Regions from separate parts of the Homo sapiens genome. Here region 2 is linked to region 1. The links are chromatin loops, found by intact Hi-C in ENCODE. Cell type or tissue: endothelial cell of umbilical vein. All regions are shown on one strand. Links, peaks and the distances in the headings refer to the core of each region. The heading gives the core; the rest is flanking DNA.

What was found. Hi-C counts contacts between places; a loop is a spot of excess contacts. Peaks named below come from ENCODE experiments on the same cell type or tissue, not always from the same donor. Only the 100,000 strongest peaks of a DNase experiment are listed, where the experiment ranks them.
Region 2: a loop joins it to region 1, with 12 times the contacts of the local background. A loop is called at or near these places in 53 of 110 quality-filtered maps.

What each region holds. Positions count from the first base shown.
Region 1 is chr5:78,960,053-78,968,397 of GRCh38, forward strand. It overlaps ARSB (arylsulfatase B), which reads right to left. Exons shown (of 8, transcript NM_000046.5): 3 at 4,364-4,554. Among named protein-coding and RNA genes, the nearest start is that of ARSB, 21 kb to the right of the region's middle. In endothelial cell of umbilical vein, for the core only: no CTCF peak of the experiment used is centred there; a DNase peak (open chromatin) is centred at 5,039.
Region 2 is chr5:78,895,641-78,903,985 of GRCh38, forward strand. All of the region lies in intron 4 of ARSB (arylsulfatase B), which reads right to left. Among named protein-coding and RNA genes, the nearest start is that of ARSB, 85 kb to the right of the region's middle. RefSeq lists a silencer at 4,429-4,518. In endothelial cell of umbilical vein, for the core only: a CTCF peak has its summit at 4,377 (motif pointing right); a DNase peak (open chromatin) is centred at 4,381.

The DNA.
Region 1 (8,345 bases), core at 209-8,208:
ATCAACTGTCACAGTTACTGCCTTAGCTCCAACCCTACCTGTAACCCTTTCCAGTGTCTTGGGAATGTGAAATGAAATCCTAGGCATGAAATCATTACTAAATATCTAAGTATTACATAAAAGCAAGACATTATCACCTAGAGCTATTAGCATATTCATGTTTGAGATATTGGGGGTTCTTTTCCCTTTATTTATGCTACATGGTTCCTAAGATATATACTGTAAATATCCTCACCATGCTAAGAAAACTTATTTCAGTGAGGAAGAAAGTCTTATTTTCATTTCTTTAGTGTATTCTCCTAATTTAAAGTATAAATGAAAAAAAAAGCATATGATAGGTTTTGAAATTGTTTTTCTTTGACTTCTAAATTAAGACATTCTTTTCCAAATTGTGTCACAGAAAAGTAAGAGTCTTCCACTAGAAATTAACATTTTCTTTAAGAAGCTTCTAGTAGATCAGGTGTATAACATTACATTTGCTTCCATTCTGCAAAGTGCTGACATGGGGGTGTTTTTTTGTTTGTTTTTCTTGAGATGGAGTCTTGCTCTGTCACCCAGGCTGGAGTTCAGTGGCACGAGCTTGGCTCACTGCAACTCTTCCTCCCGGGTTCAAGCGATTCTCCTGCCTCAGCCTCCTGACTAGCTGGGATTACAGGTGCATGCCACCAGGCCTGGCTAATTTTTGTATTTTTAGTAGAGATGGGGTTTAACTATGTTGGTCAGGGTGGTCTCAAACTCCTAACCTCACAATCCACCCGCCTCGGCCTCCCAAAGTGCTGGGATTACAGGTGTGGGCCAGTGCACCCGGCTGACGGGGGGCTGTTTTTAAAAGAAAGATATTTTATGAATATGTTACTTTCAGTCTGTAGTGTCACTAGTATGGGGAATTATCCTGCTGAAAAAGAGAAAGAAGGTTCCTTCTTAACATATGTGAAATGGTAATTAGCAGTACCTTCCTGAGTCCAGCATCAGCAACTGTGTTTCAGTTATGAACTGCCTCCAAATGCTTTTTTCCTCTTAAGTGCTTTTTAAAATAGGCACAATTTTAAGTTAGCCTGTGGATTCTTCATGTGGCTTTCTTTAATGATTTTTATCTTAGAACAAGTTCCTTATGCTACAATCTATATATAGTACCTGAGAAATTAGCCCAGAATTAGATTCAACATCGGGATAAAATCGTGAAAAGCTCAGCTCCTCAAACTGGTGAGTTGCATCATTTTATACAGAATTGAAAATGTAAACATGTATTAGCTGTCTTAAACATTCTTGGGTTACAGCTTGACTATTGATTATTTCATTCACTTATGTCTATGACTGAAACTTTCCTTTGAAGATACTGGGAATGCTGGATACTGCTATAGCATGTTTCAGACACAATAGGAAAATGACCATCCTCTCATCTGGCAATTTCCAAACAGTTACCTACGAACAGCGGCTATGGTAATAACACTCCTTCCATGGCTAGCAAGCTTTTAGGGCCTCCTATTGTCCTCAGTTCCGTGTTTTCCCCACCACCCTAGTTAAGAGAGCCCACCCACAAAGATCTATTATTTCACTCCAGTTGCTTCCTCTTATCTGCTTAATGTTATGGAACCCTGTGAGGGAATATTCCATCGTTCTTCAGTAGGAATGAATTTGTATTGTGGGCAGATTACAGTTGTTGCACAGATTAAGGTATGGCAGATTGTGAACCTGTAATAGGTAGCTGGCTTCTGCTTGCCTCTCCATATTTGAGAGGAATGCCCTGAATGACCCATCCGAGAATGGCTGTCACTGCACCAGGTGTCAGTGATGACTGCACATTAGAATCACTGGTAGGAGCCCAGGAGGAGGAATAATGAAACACCAATGATTGGGTCCCACCTCAGACCAATGAATCACAATATTTGGCATCAGTATTTCTTATAAGTTTCCCAGATGATTCTAATATATGGTCAGGACTGAAATCATTAAGGTGAATCATGAGCTGGGACTCAGAATCTCTGGTCTTGGATATTAGCTGTGAACTAGGGAGGCTGATTAAGTACATGAGGTCTGGAGTCAGAGAGCATGAGTTTAAATTCTGATTCTGACTCTCAATAGCTCTGTGACCTTGAACAAGTTACTTAACTTCTCTAAGCCAGTTTGCTTATGTGTAAAATGGTGGCTCCCTCAAAGAATAATACACAGTTCTCTTAAGACTTTACCTTGTTAAGTGTTAAGGTGCATCCATAAAATGTCAAATATGTAGAAGAAAACTGAGGATTTAAGCCAATTACCTAGCAACTATTTTTCCAATTATCTGAATATTTGTTTAGATTTAAATTTAAAATCTGTGTATTTCCACATATTTGAGAGAATGTTCCCATTTCTTCGTGTTCCACAGAAAGCATGGTTGCTTCAAGATATCAGCATAGGAGAGTGATCGCCAAAAGTGGGACGCAGCTGAGGACAGACACCTCTATCTGTGTTTTCACTTCTACATGTGCTCGATTTTTTTTTTTTTTTTTTTTTGAGACGGAGTCTTGCTCTGTCGCCCAGGCTGGAGTGTAGTGGTGCGATCTCGGCTCACTGCAAGCTCCGCCTCCCGGGTTCACGCCATTCTCCTGCCTCAACCTCCAGAGTAGCTGGACTACAGGCACCCACCACTGCACCCGGCTAATTTTTTTTGTATTTTTAGTAGAGACGGGGTTTCTATTATTTTTTAATGAATGTCAGGAGTTGTATAACATTTGATAGTGTAAATATAATTTGAAGTTCGAGGTAAAGTTGTCTTCTGAAAGATTTTACCTTAGCTTGTGGAAGTCAAATAAGGATGCCAGCAATCTGGCATTTAACTCATTCAGGGAAGATTTCCAATACTGAGTTCAAACAGGCAGAAACTGGAAGGGGAACCAGCAGCCACATACCAAGTCCAAACAGGTATGTAAACCAGAATCCACACGGTGATCTTCTTATAGTTTAGATATTTGACCCTCCTCCAAACCTCATGTTTAAATTTGATCCCCAGTGGGAGCCTAATGGCAGCTGTCTGGGTCATGGAGGTGGATCCCTCACGAATGGCTTCATGCCATCTTTGCAGTTATAAGTTCTCACTGTATTAGTTCCTGAGAGGGCTGGTTGTTAGAAAGAGCCTGGCATCTCTCTCTCTCTCCTCTCCTGCCATGTGATCTGCACACGCCAGCTCAACTTCACCTTCCATTATGACTGGAAGCTTCCTGAAGCCCTTACCCAGAAGCAAATGCTGGTGCCATGCTTCTTGTAGAGTCTGCAGCACCACGAGCCAAATAAACCTCTTTTCTTTATAAATTACCCAGCCTCAGCTATTCCTTTATAGCAACACAAACAGACTAAGACAGACCTGCACCAAGGACCTTCAGGCATTGTCAAAGAGGCAAAGTGCAGGAAATTGGAAGAACCAGGGAGCACTGCATATTCTATAATTTGTTGTGTCAGGGTCCCACTGAAGTATTATTTTTATGGGTGTTCTTAATGAAGCCATATTTTGAGCCCAGTGTCTGACAATACAAATATTTGTTCCCATTTCAAAAGCATTTATAAGCTAAATCCAGAGAACTTAGCTTAAACTTTACCTCATGAAGTTAACTCTAGGTTAACAAAATAATCATAATAATAAGATTATTCATGTGTTACACAAAAGCATCAGTATAGTAAATGTGAAAAATAAGCTCATTGGTATACCAGGTATATGGATTAGAAGACCCAATATTGTTAAGACATCCATTCTCCCCAAGTTGTTCTATAGTTTCAAATATAAATCCAAGCAGACACTTTGGGCAGGGGGGAGCTGGCATATAGAAATTGACTAGATGATTCTAAAATTAACATGGAAATGCAAAAGATCTAGAATAGCAAAATATTCTTGTAGGGAGGAAGTACAAGGTTAGAGGAACTGCCCTGATCCCAAAATTTATGGATCCCTTAACCAAAAGTTTGTCATAATAAAGCCTCACCTTACACCTAAGCCAATCATTTTTTAAGTCATTTTATTAATTACTCACAGCACATGCACGTAATATACCAAAATTTTTAAACTATATTTCTATTGAAATACTACCAACATAGTATTCCTCAAAGTGTGATCTGGGGACCACTCTTAAGAATCACCTTTTAAGAGTTTCTCTAAAATGCTGATGTACGGATTTCTCCCACGCCTAATAAATCACACCCTAGAGGTGGGCTCCAGGAATCTTCCTTTTTAACAAGCTTCCCAGGCTGATTCTGGGATACTGTATAATTTGAAAAGGACTTCCCTAGAATTTATTAGATTTTTCCCTAAACAACAATGGCCTTTTCCTACATTTGTCTGAAAAGACATTAGTGTAACAAGATTTTGCTATCAGTAAATAGAAGCAAAACTTACCTTCTCTGGTGGATGGTTAGTTATGAGGGCTATAGCCCTTTTGGTGAATATGTTTGTTGAATACATATTTTTATATCCTGTTGCAACTTCTTCGCCATCTCGAAAATCAAGAGCACATCGTGTGACATTCAGAGCGTCAATTAATGTACAGCGTTCATGGGAATAATAATCTTCACTACCCAGGAGATATCCTGCAAGAATGGAAGACGAAAATAGTCAGCATAGCATAAAACTTGTTAAACAAACTAATGTTTCAGCATTTAATTGCCTAATGCAATTGATTACCCGTGACGAGGCTAATCAAATGACAAGGCTAATCAGCACCATTTCTCAACATGTCTATATCTGGTGGCAGAAGGCATTAAAACATTACTGCATAAAAACTCAAATCTATTCCTCATTCGCCTTTAGAATATAGGCGCTATCATGTAACACTAACAGTTTTTTTTTTTATCAGAGTTGAAACTCAGTAAGGGTGATAAAATCTCAATCCTTCAAAGCTATATAATGGTAAAAATAATGTACAGTTAATGTGACTTGTTACAGGTTTTTACTCTAAGGTGATCACATAAATGAGTGCAGGATTCAAACAATGTTTGTTGTTACTGATGTTGCGAGACTGGCTTCAAGGTTATTTACAGAAGTGGTTCTAGGAAGAGTCATCTTTAGTCAGATGCTGACACCCACTGGTGAAAGATACAAACCTTTCCTAATAGAGGATCTCTAGACATAACAGAGCCAACAGATCAAACTAAAGTGAGCACTGAAATAAGACTTTTCTACCTAAAATGATCTCAATTTCACCCCAGATTTAAATGGCATCAACGGCCTATCCCATAATTTAGACTTCACATGGAAGAAAATGGGTTTTCTCAAATATAGTTGTTTCTGCAAATGTTCCATCTTTTCTATATTTTAAAATATTATATTTCTATATTTTAAAGTATTAAAATAAGCTGTGCTACGTATGATTCCACTTGTATTAAATGCCCACAACATGTAAATCTATAGAGACAGAAAATAGATTAGTGGCTGCCTAGGGCTGGAGGGACTAGGGGGAAATGGGGAGTGATTGCTGAGGTGGATGAGTTTCTTTTTTGGGGATGATAAAAATGTTCTACAATTGGATTGCCATGATAGTGGCACAACCTTCTGAATTTATTAAAAATCATTGAATTGTACACTTTAATTGGGTGAATTGTATGATATGTGAATTATACTTTGATAAAGTTATTAAAAAGAAATATTTGCTAGACTCTTAGCTATCTCCTGACATATACTGCTTATTAACCTTAAAATGAGGATGATAAAATTGACCTAGCTCTTTCTTCAGTCCTGAACTTTCCCTATAATGAAAATTAAGAGCTTTACATAGTTTATATAATAAATCAATTCATTTTAAATTAAATTCTCCTTTTCTATGACTCAATAAATTCAAGATCTTGAATACAATTAATACTTTGGTCTTAAAATAACTTTTATATGGCAATCTTTTCTCCTATGTATATAATGGAAAACGAAATACAAAGTACTTGTTAATTAATGTGTAACAGAGAAAGAAATGTATCCATAAAAATAATTTCAGCCCTTACATGGGTGATTAGAATGTCAGAACACTGGAGGTCTATTTAAGGTTTTTAATAACTACTGGGCATTAAAGCTTGAGGAAATCACTTCAGGTTCTTTAACTGTTAAGTGTGAGCTGCTTTCTATCAGTTAGCAGAATATAGGACAGATACACTTCATTAGCAAAGGCATGAACTACAAATATTTAAAAGATAATACAGATAGGAGAATTCCAGAAATAAAACTATTCACATACTTGGCAAAACTAATACCAAGCAACCATGTGACAATCACATGAAGCTTTTCTTCATAATAATGATTCACAAATTTGAACTTCAATACTGAGCCTAAAGATGATGGCAGCCTATGCTTTTGGGGGAAAAAAATAGAAAATGCTTCTTGAACAACCAAATCTTCTCTGATGCTTTATGTACCAGCTGCATTGAGATATAATTCACATACCACACAAGTCACTCATTTAAAGTGTAAAAGACATTGGTTTCTAGTGTATTCACAGGCTTGTGCAACTATCCCACCATCACCTGATTTTTAGCAAAAGAGCTGAGATGTAACAGTGAGAAGAGCTGTGTGGTCATCATAACCTTCTTGGCTGCAAGTCTCCCTTCAAATGAATTTGGGGTGTGTGTTCATCTAAATCCAGGTTAGGCTTCTTAATTCTCATAAAAGGATATCATTTCTACCTTCTGTCCAGCTGAATTTTTAAGTACCTAACTTGGTTTTAATAAACAATTCAAAATATCTACAGCCCATCCTCTTCCCAGAGTATAGATATTGACTCATCTTTTAGCAAAGGCCTGATTGAAAAATTTCTAAGGATGTACAGGCTGTTTGCTCCTCTAGAATTTCCAAGATGACAAAGTGATCTTACATCAAGTCTAATTTTAACAGCTATTTGAGGTACTGAGAATACATCCGGGTCCATTTAAAAAAAAAAAAAAAAAAGCTAAGATTGAGTAGTGAGGTCTGCTGGTGGACCTGGATGAGAGTGGGGCACACACACCCTCCTGTCTGACATCCTTGCATCTTGATTTTAACCCTGAATCCAATGAGGCATTACAGAGCCATGTGCTTCAGCTGCATTGTTTTGGCCCCCATATAATTACTTTTACTGAATTGCACTTTGGTGCTCTGGCCCTAGCTTGAACAGAAGAAAATACCTCAAAACATCTACAAGAAAACCACCTAACGTATTATTAAAATGACATTTTTAAAGATGTTGTCCACCTTACCTTCTCCTTCTCCCAAAGGAGAAATTTCTGTCAGGCCTAAGAGCCAGAAAATGCTTTTGCTTTTCCTGAACATCTGGTTTCCATTTATCTTGTAAATAATGTAACTCTTATAGTCTTTTCCTTTCTTTCTCCCTCTTCGGACAAATAAATTTCAAATCTCAGGCTGGGCGCGGTGGCTCACACCTGTAATCCCAGCACTTTGGGAGGCCAAGATGGGTGGGTCACGAGGTCAGGAGTTCGAGACCAGCCTGACCAACATGGTGAAACCCTATCTCTACTAAAAATATAAAAATTAGCTGAGCGTGGTGGCACACACCTATAATCCCAGCTACTCAGGAGGCTGAGGCAGGAGAACTGCTTGAACCCGGGAGGCGGAGGTTGCAGTGAGCCGAGATCATGACACAGCACTCCAGCCTGGGCAACAGAGCGAGACTCCGTATATAAAAAAAAAAAAAAAAGAAATTTCAAATATCAGAGATGAATATGAAGACAGCCTAGAGCCATGCAACTTTTCTGTAATTTGATGCCATTAACCTATTCCATCTTTTTCTACTCATCCTGATTATTTAATCCTGTTTAAACTTTCTATGTTCAATATGTGTTCCTTTTTGGCTACGGAGGGTTGTAAATAAATAAATGAACAGATGGGAGGTAGGTAGGTAGCTAAATAGCTAAACAGATAGCTCACTATAAAAAGAACTTGAAAGAAAGATATATAGCTACTGGCAAGATACACAGGTTATTAATTCAGGCACAGGTTATTACAGGTTTAAAGAGGGCATATTTTAAAACAAACTCTAGGTTTCACATTTAGTTTCATAGGGCTATCAAGTTTATAAAATACTTATTATTATTTCTTATTATCCTTCTTATTACCATTTATTTGGCCTCCTCATTTTCCTTTGTTTTTTAAAACCTATCTTCCCCAACTTTGTGATTGCAAAAACAGATTTCACAGGTGGAAGAATGCCAATGGAAGAGTCTTCCCCCACCCCCTTCAAAAAAAAAGGAAAAATTGTGAATACATTCCACAGGGAGAAAAAAACACACCAAACCTTTGTGAAGGAAATATTCATTTTTTATTTTATTATTATTATTATTATTATTATTATTATTATTATTATTATTATTTTTGAGACAGAGTCTTGCTCTGTTGCCCAGGCTAG
Region 2 (8,345 bases), core at 321-8,320, 64 kb before region 1:
TAAGCAGTATGCCTCATGTGCCCTGCATCTCCACTGGAATGATGTTTCCAAATATTAAGTAACAGCTTTTCTCATTCCTAGTAATTTTGTCACCCTGTGACCCTCAACCCAGGAAGCAGGCAGGGAGATCCATGTCTGGGCTCCGGAAATGGATAGTCAGCAGGTGGATGAGCTAATAGATTTAGCTTAAGCAATCACTCAGAGCCAGGGGAAGAGAGAGGACTGGAAACGAAGCTAAAGGACATGGCTGTGACCTTAAGCACACATCTTGGGCTCTGCCCCCAGGACTGGATCTAGTGTAGAAGAAATAATGGACGGAGGGATACAAGAGTGGAAAGAACCATGCCTCATCCCCTGGAGGAGCCGGGGGGCAGATGAGAGGATAGCAAGACTCCCTGCGGTTCTTGTGCCCAGTATAGTGTGGCAGCAGCAGATGACAATGGTTGCACAAGGTGATGGAAGGCAGGCTCAGAGGCTTCTCACACCACAGTGTGGAAGGGGTTGCAGCTGAACTGATGAATGTTTTTGATTTGGTGTTGAGAAGAGCACAAATGTGGCACAGAGATGGTCCAAAGAGTCTCCGCAGGCAAGGAGGTCGCAGCATGATCTAGATGGATGATATAAAAAGGCCAGCCAGGAACAGGAATGTTTCTGCAGAGGCTTGTGCAAGGATGACTATGGACCACACACTTCCTTCAGCTCCAACGCACTGGCTCCCTGGAGGGGAGCCAGGATGAGATCATGAATTAACTGAGATGATCTGAATTGACTGGAACCAGGTTTCCTCCACCCAGCAGAATAGGGACCCCAGAGGTACTGCGTTCAGTGACAGGGTAAAAAAGAAGTAAGTTATATTCTTTGCAGATCTAAGTTTGTGCACTGAAATTTGTGATTACTATGCATATGTGTGAGCACTATGGCTGGATGTCCTAGACTTGATGGATATAATAATTGTGTTAGGCTATTTTGTAGGCGAAATAGAAGTTAAATCCATTTTTATTGTTTTGGTTATTTTGAAGCAGTAATATGGACTCATTCCAAGACTTTACATTTTTATGTAATAGCAACTATAATGATAGGAAAAGTACTGAAATCAGAAGAAAGTTTGTTTCTATAACATGCCTCTCAGGCTTTTCAAATCTAACATCCCCACCCTTTTCATAACAAATATTTTGTGATGCTCCTTTGTCCTGAAATGGAATTTATATACAATACTGTAACTATATGTCTAATTAAAAAAAATAACTCTCAGTGTAATACAGAGTAGAAAAAGGCAATTAATAATAAAATAGCATGTATTTCATAGGAAAATGCGCAGGTTCAACCCTAAAAGACATAGCAAAGTGGTTAGATGAGTGCATACAGTTATAGACGAAATAAATTTGGACTTAAGGCCATTCTATAGTAGAAATACAAAAAAAAAGAGAGAGCAGGGATAAATGCTAAAATAAAGATTAGAATATTAATTATATATTAAAACCACGCAAAAAATACTTTGTGTTTATGTGTAAAACATAGAGACTAGACTTAGGTTCTAGTCTCAGAAAATTGTAAACAAGCTTTTAATCTTCATGACTAACCAGCAGGATATTTTGTAAGTTGTACAGGACTTGGGACAATTCCTCACTGTGTGGGGTTATTACGGGCATTGCATCCTGAGCCCCCTACTCACTAACTATCAGTAACACTCAAGTGAATTTCTAAAATACTCTCAGTAAAAACCACTGCCCTATACAATGGCAGGATTGGGACATATGGCCAGAGATAGGTAGTGACCTCTCTTTCAAGAGGCTTCACAGGTTAGCACTCATTACCTTGTGAATTTAACACAGTTTGGGGTCTGGCCTAAACCTCTGTAAGCTTATAAATAATTCTAACAGCATATGGAAAGAGGTTCCACTTTTTAGAAGCAGAATCACTGTAAATGATATATATATAATCACAAAGTCAATTAATTGATTTACAAAGTAAATTTATCACAGTGACTGGCATGTTTATGGCCCATGGGAGTGGCATAAATGTATGGGAAATCAAGTTATAATCAGATCTCCTGGTAAGTAAGGACTCAGATATAATATTTGTATTTTTGTAATATGTGGACTCTCATAATAATTATTTTTCAGATCTAAAATATATTCTATAAATATAAAATATTTATATTTACTATATTCAAAAATGCACTAAAAGCTGCTTTAATGAGAAAATTCACCAATTTTTAAATATTTTTTTCTAGCAACTAAGACTTCAAAAATGATTAATCTAAGTTCATTCAGGAAAAAATAGATAACGTACATGCCCTATACCCATTAAAGACATTGAAATTAGTAATTAAAAACCTCCCCACAGGCCGGGTGCGGTGGCTGACGCCTGTAATCCCAGCACTTTGGGAGGCTGAGGTGGATGGATCACATGAGGCCAGGAGTTCGAGACCAGCCTGGCCAACATGGAGAAACCCCGGCTCTACTAAAAATACAAAAATTAGCCAGGTGTGGTGGCAGGCACCTATAATCCAAGCTACTCAGGAGGCGGAGGCAGGAGAATCGCTTGAACCCGGGAGGCAAAGGTTGCAGTGCCGAGACTGTGCCACTGCACTCCAGCCTGGGCGACAGAGTGAGGCTCTGTCTCAAAACAAAACAAAACAAAACCTTCTCACCAAGAAAATTTCAGGCCCAAATGCCTTCATTGGCAAATTCTACCAAACATTTAAGAAAGGAATAATACTAGTTCTATACAAACTCTTTCAAAAAATAGATAGGAATCCTGTACTTCCCAACTTATTCTATGAGGCCAGCATTACTCTGACACCAAAATGAAACAAAGACATTACAGAAAAAGAAAACCACAATGAACACAGGTGTAAAAATCTTTAACAATATTTAGGAAATCAAATTTAGCTTTATATAAAAAAACATACATTAGTTTTCTATTACCACACACTTAGCAGCTTAAACAATACACACTTATTATTGTACAGTTCTGCAGGCTGTACAATACATTCAGCTGCTGAGGCCTGTACAAGTCTGATGCAGGTCTCACTGGGCTAATGTCAAGGTGTTGAGAGGGCTGCATTCCCTTCTGGAAGTTCCATTTCCTTGCCTTTCTAGCAAATCCATTTCCTTGCCTTTCTAGCTTCTAGAGGCTGTTTTCACTCCTTGGCTCATGTCTTTTGAGCTTCATAGTAGAGTTATGAGTGGATTGCATACCAGCAATACAGTAAGAGAGTATTCTGAGTTTGTCCAGGTACTTAATTTTACCTGTAGGTTTTATACTTTGAAAAGTTTTCTTTTGCACATTAGCGTTTTTTCTTTCAGACTGAAGAACTGCCTTTAGTATTTCTTGCAAGATGGATCTAGTGGTGGTGAATTCTCTCAGCTTTTGTTTGTCTGGGAAAGATTTTATCTCTCCTTTATATTTGAATGATAATTTTGCTGGATACAATATTCTTGGATGGCAGGCTTTTTTTGTCTCTCTTTGAGCAATCTGAAAATGCCATTCCACTCCCTCCTGGCCTGTTTAGTTTCCTTAGAGTAATCCGTTGCCACATGAATTAGAGCTACTTTACGTGTTATTTGCTTCTTTTCTCTGCTGCTTTTAGGATCCTCTCTTTGTCCTTGACCTTTGAGAGTTTCATTTTTCTATGCCTTGGAGTAGTCTTATTTGGGTCAAATCTGTTTGGTGTTCTCTGACCTTTCTGTAGCTGGATATTTCTCTTTCTCAAGTTTTGGAAAGTTTTCAGTTCTTATCCTTTTGAATCAACTTTCTACCCCTTGCTCTCGCTTCACTCTCTCTTGAACACCAACAGCAGTAATTCTTAGATTTGGTCTTTTGAGGTAATTTTTTACATATTGTAGGTGGTCTTTGTTACATTTTATTCTTATTTCTTTTTTCTTCTCTGATTGTGTATTTTCACACAGCTGGTTTTTGAGCTCATAGATTCTTTCCTCTGCTTGGCTCACTCTGCTGCTCAGAGCCTCTTAAGAGTTCTTCAGTTTGGCAAATGTATTTCTCAGTTCTAAGATTTCTGTTTGATTTTTTAAAATTATTTCAATCTCTTTGTTAGATTTCTCTGATAAATTTCTGCTTTTCTGTATTATCTTGGAGATACCTGAGTTTCCTTAAAACTGCTATTTTAAATTATTGGTCAGAAGCTAATAGTCGCCATCTCGTTAGGGTCAGTCATTGGATTTTTGCTTTGTCCTTTGGGGAGACTGTGGTTCCCTGTTTGCTGTTGTTACTTGCGGGTATATGTCTATGTCTTTGCATTGAAGGATTAATTATTGATTCTAGTTTTCTCTGTCCAGCTTGTTTTGTCTTTCATTGAATATATTTGCTTAATCTTTGCAACTAGATTGCTGCCTCCTTTTCGGCTCTAGGTGGCGCTATAAGCCCAGGTTCACTTTGGCTCTAGTAAACGGTTGCAGTGCTGCCTGTCCCAAATGGGGGAGTCACCAAAGGGATTATCCCAGGTATGTTCTACAGGCTCCTAGGCAGGAACCCCTAGTCAGCAGTGTGGGAAGACTGGCTAGGGGTTCCTGCCCATGGGAACCTGTGGAATGTACCTCCTACAGTGTGGTGCTGCTGAATAGCCACTCTGATTTGGTGTCTCATTTGGCTGAGTTACAGAGCAGAGTTTCCAGGGTTGGGGATGGTAGTCTCACCTTCTGACCTTTGTTGCAGCCTGTCCTCAGAGATATTTCTCCCTACAGGCACTCACAATGCTTCCCATGAGTTAAGGCAGGGACAGGACTCCTGCTACGGAACCCAAGAAGGTGAGGAAGCTGGTTGACCACTCAATTTCACTTTTTCCAGTGTAAAAACAGAATTGAGGGAGATTTTCCACATGCTTGGTGCTGAAAGAATGTAGGGGAGGGGACTCGCAGACGTGGAAATCTGATTCTCCAATCATATGCTCAAGGTTTTTCCACTTCTCTGTGGCCCTGGGGGCTGTCTCATCCTCATACTTGAACTCTGGGTTGTTGCTGGTGAAAATCTCAATGCTATATATTTGTTTTTGGTCTTCTATTGAGGGATTGAAGCTGGCTTGCTTCTATACTACCATTTTGAAATCCTGCATTCCTTGATTCATGCCCTCTTCCTTCACCTTCAAAGTCAGCAATGGGCGGGCGCAGTAGCTCACGCCTGTAATCCCAGCACTTTGGGAGGCCTAAGGAGGCAGATCACGAGGTCAGGAGATCGAGACCATCCTGGCTAACACAGTGAAGCCCGTCTCTACTAAAAATACAAAAAAATTAGCTGGGCATGGTAGCGGGCGCCTGTAGTGCCAGCTACTTGGGAGGCTGAGGCAGGAGAATGGTGTGAACCCGGGACCTGGGAGGCAGAGCTTGCAGTGAGCCGAGATCGCGCCACTGCCCTCCAGCCTGGCGACAGAGCAAGACTCCGTCTCAGGAAAAAAAAAAAAAAAAAAAGTCATCAATGATGGTTGAATCCTTTTCATATCATATTACCCGACCTCCTCTTCTGCCTCCCTCTTCCACTTTTAAGGTCACCGATTGCACTGGTCCAACCAGATAATCCAGGACAATCTCCTCATCTTCAGGTCAGTTTATCAGAAACCTTAATTTGGTCTGCAATCTTAATTCCCCTTGTCATATAACATAACATATTCACAGGTTCCAGGCTTTAGGGCATGTTTGGAGGCAGGAGGGAGACGGGGGATTACTCTGCCTACCACAAACATGATGATAAAGTGATATTTATCCCAAGACTGCAATCAATTTTCAAATAGAAGAACAGAGTTAGAAGAATTATACTATCCAATTTCAAGAACTACTATAAAGCTACAGTAATCAAGATTTCATGGAACTGGAATGGAGTGCCTAGTAAAACAACCACATTTAAATGGTCATTTGCTTTTTAGCAAGGGTGCCAAACCAACCAATAGGGAAATAGTTTTTTCAAAAAAAAATAATGCTAGAGTATTCTGATATCTACGTTAAAAAAAACAAACAAAACCTTGACAAACCCTACTTCATAACACACATAAAAATTAAAGATGAATCATATTACAACTCAATAATAAAAGATAACCAAATTAAAATATTGACACAGGATTTAAATAGACATTTCTCTAAAGAAGATACACAAAAATAGATGGTCAATAGATACACAAAAAGATGTCCCACATTAGTCATCCAAGAGGCACAAACTAAAACCATAAGAAGATACCACTTTATACCCAATAGGATTACTATATAACAAAAAAGACAGACAATTGACAAGTGGTGGTAAGGACGTGGAGAAACTGGAACACTCATAAATTGCTGGTGGGAGTGTAACATGATGCAGCTGCTTTGAAAAACAGTGTCTTAGTCTTGTTTTCTGTTGCTGTAACAGAATACCATAGGCTGGTTAATTTATATAGAAAACAAGTTTATTTAGCTCATGGTTCTGGAGGCTGGGAAGTCTAAGAACATGGTGCTGGCACCAGGTGAGGGCCTTCATGTGGTGTCATAACATGACAGAGGGCATCATATGATAAGAGGGCAAGAGCAAGAGAGACTGAGAGAACTCACTTTTATAACAAAGCCACTCTCAATGTAATGAACCCATTCCTGTGACAGTGACATTAATCTATTCATGATGGCAAAACCCTCATTAATCCATTCATGAGGACAGAAGGATTCGGTTTCCAACACATGAACTTTTGGGAGATACCTTCAAACCATGGCAAAGGGTTTAGCAGTTCCTCATAAAGTTAAACATAGATTTACCACATGATCCACCAATTCCACACCTAGGTATATACCCAAGAGAAGTAAAAATATATGTCCACACAAAAATTGGTACCTGAATGGTCATAGCAGCATTATTCATAATAGCCCAAAAAAGTAGGAACAACCCAAATATCCATTAACTGATTAATGGATTTTTTAAAATGTATATTTTCAGCAATGTATAGCAATAAAAGGGATATTATGCATCAGCAAAAAGAAATGAAATACTGATTTATGCTACAAAATGGATGAACATCTAAAACATTATGCCAAATAAAAGAAGCCAGACACAAAAAGCCATATATTGTATGATTCCATTTTTACGAAATGTCTAGCTTAGTAAAATCCATAAGGACAAAACATAGATTATGTGATTGACAGAGGGAGGAAAGGGAGTTGGGAGTAACTGCTAAGGGGTAGAGAATTTCTTGTATGTTTAATTTTTAAAATGTTCTAGAATTAGACAATGGTGATGATTGCACAACTTTGTGAATATACTAAAAACCAGTGAACTGTATACTTTAAAAGGATGAATTTCATGGTATATGAATTATATCTCAATAAAAACAATACTGTATGAGGAAAAAGAAGATAGATCAAAGACCTAAATGCAACAGCTAAAACCATAAAACTTTTATAGAAAAACAGAGAATAGGTCTTAGAATAGGTCAAAAGTTTCTTAAAACCAACAGTTTTGTTTAATATATTTATGTATAAAAATAGATAAGACCCATAATGGTGTACCAGGGAGCAAAATGATGATGTAACTTCAGAGGGGGAATAAGCAGTGGGAGAAAGTACAGCTCTGGTCAGCTGGGGAGATCTCATTGCAAGTAAGCACCCATCCTGGATGTTTTGCCATTTGGATGAGAGGTGCGTTAAAGAAAAAATCCTACATTCAGGAAAAGTCTTCCTAGTGTCACAAGAATGTAAAAAATCTGCTTCATTTAAACAGTCCAAGCCTGCCCACTCCATGTATATTTCAGAACACAAGCAGGGATATATCTCAGCACAAAAGATGTGATTCCTCGAGACAGCATTCTAAATACTTCCCTAATTATCAAAACCCAGAGCTTCCAAGACATGTCAGATTCTTTGTTCTTGTTTTCACCAGTCCATCAAATTTGCTTGGCTTCTTTTATAAAACAGTAGACCTCCTCTGGAGTCAATGTGCTTCTCTTTCTCTTACAGGCCCCTACTTTTATACTGCATTTTTTCAGCGAGGCCTTTTGTGGTAAGCTGACCCTACAAAACATCTGCCTGGCATATGAAACACAAAATTCTTTTTTGGAAAGCTTTCTGTATGTATCAGAGACCATTTCATTGTTTATTCCATTTTTGGCTTCCTGAAAGTTTATGGAATCAAATGGAAAATGACTTCAAAATAGATAAGAGATTACATGAATCTTTTCTATACTTCACATAGTCATGAAGATATATTAACCATATCAGATATGAAATCATGTGCTGGTGATTTCTTTTTAATTTACATACAGTAAAATTCACTTATTTTGGTGTGCATCATTATGGATTTTAACAAATAGAGTCATATAAATACCACCACAATCAGGATAGAACATTCTATCACTGTGATATAACTCCTTTGTACCA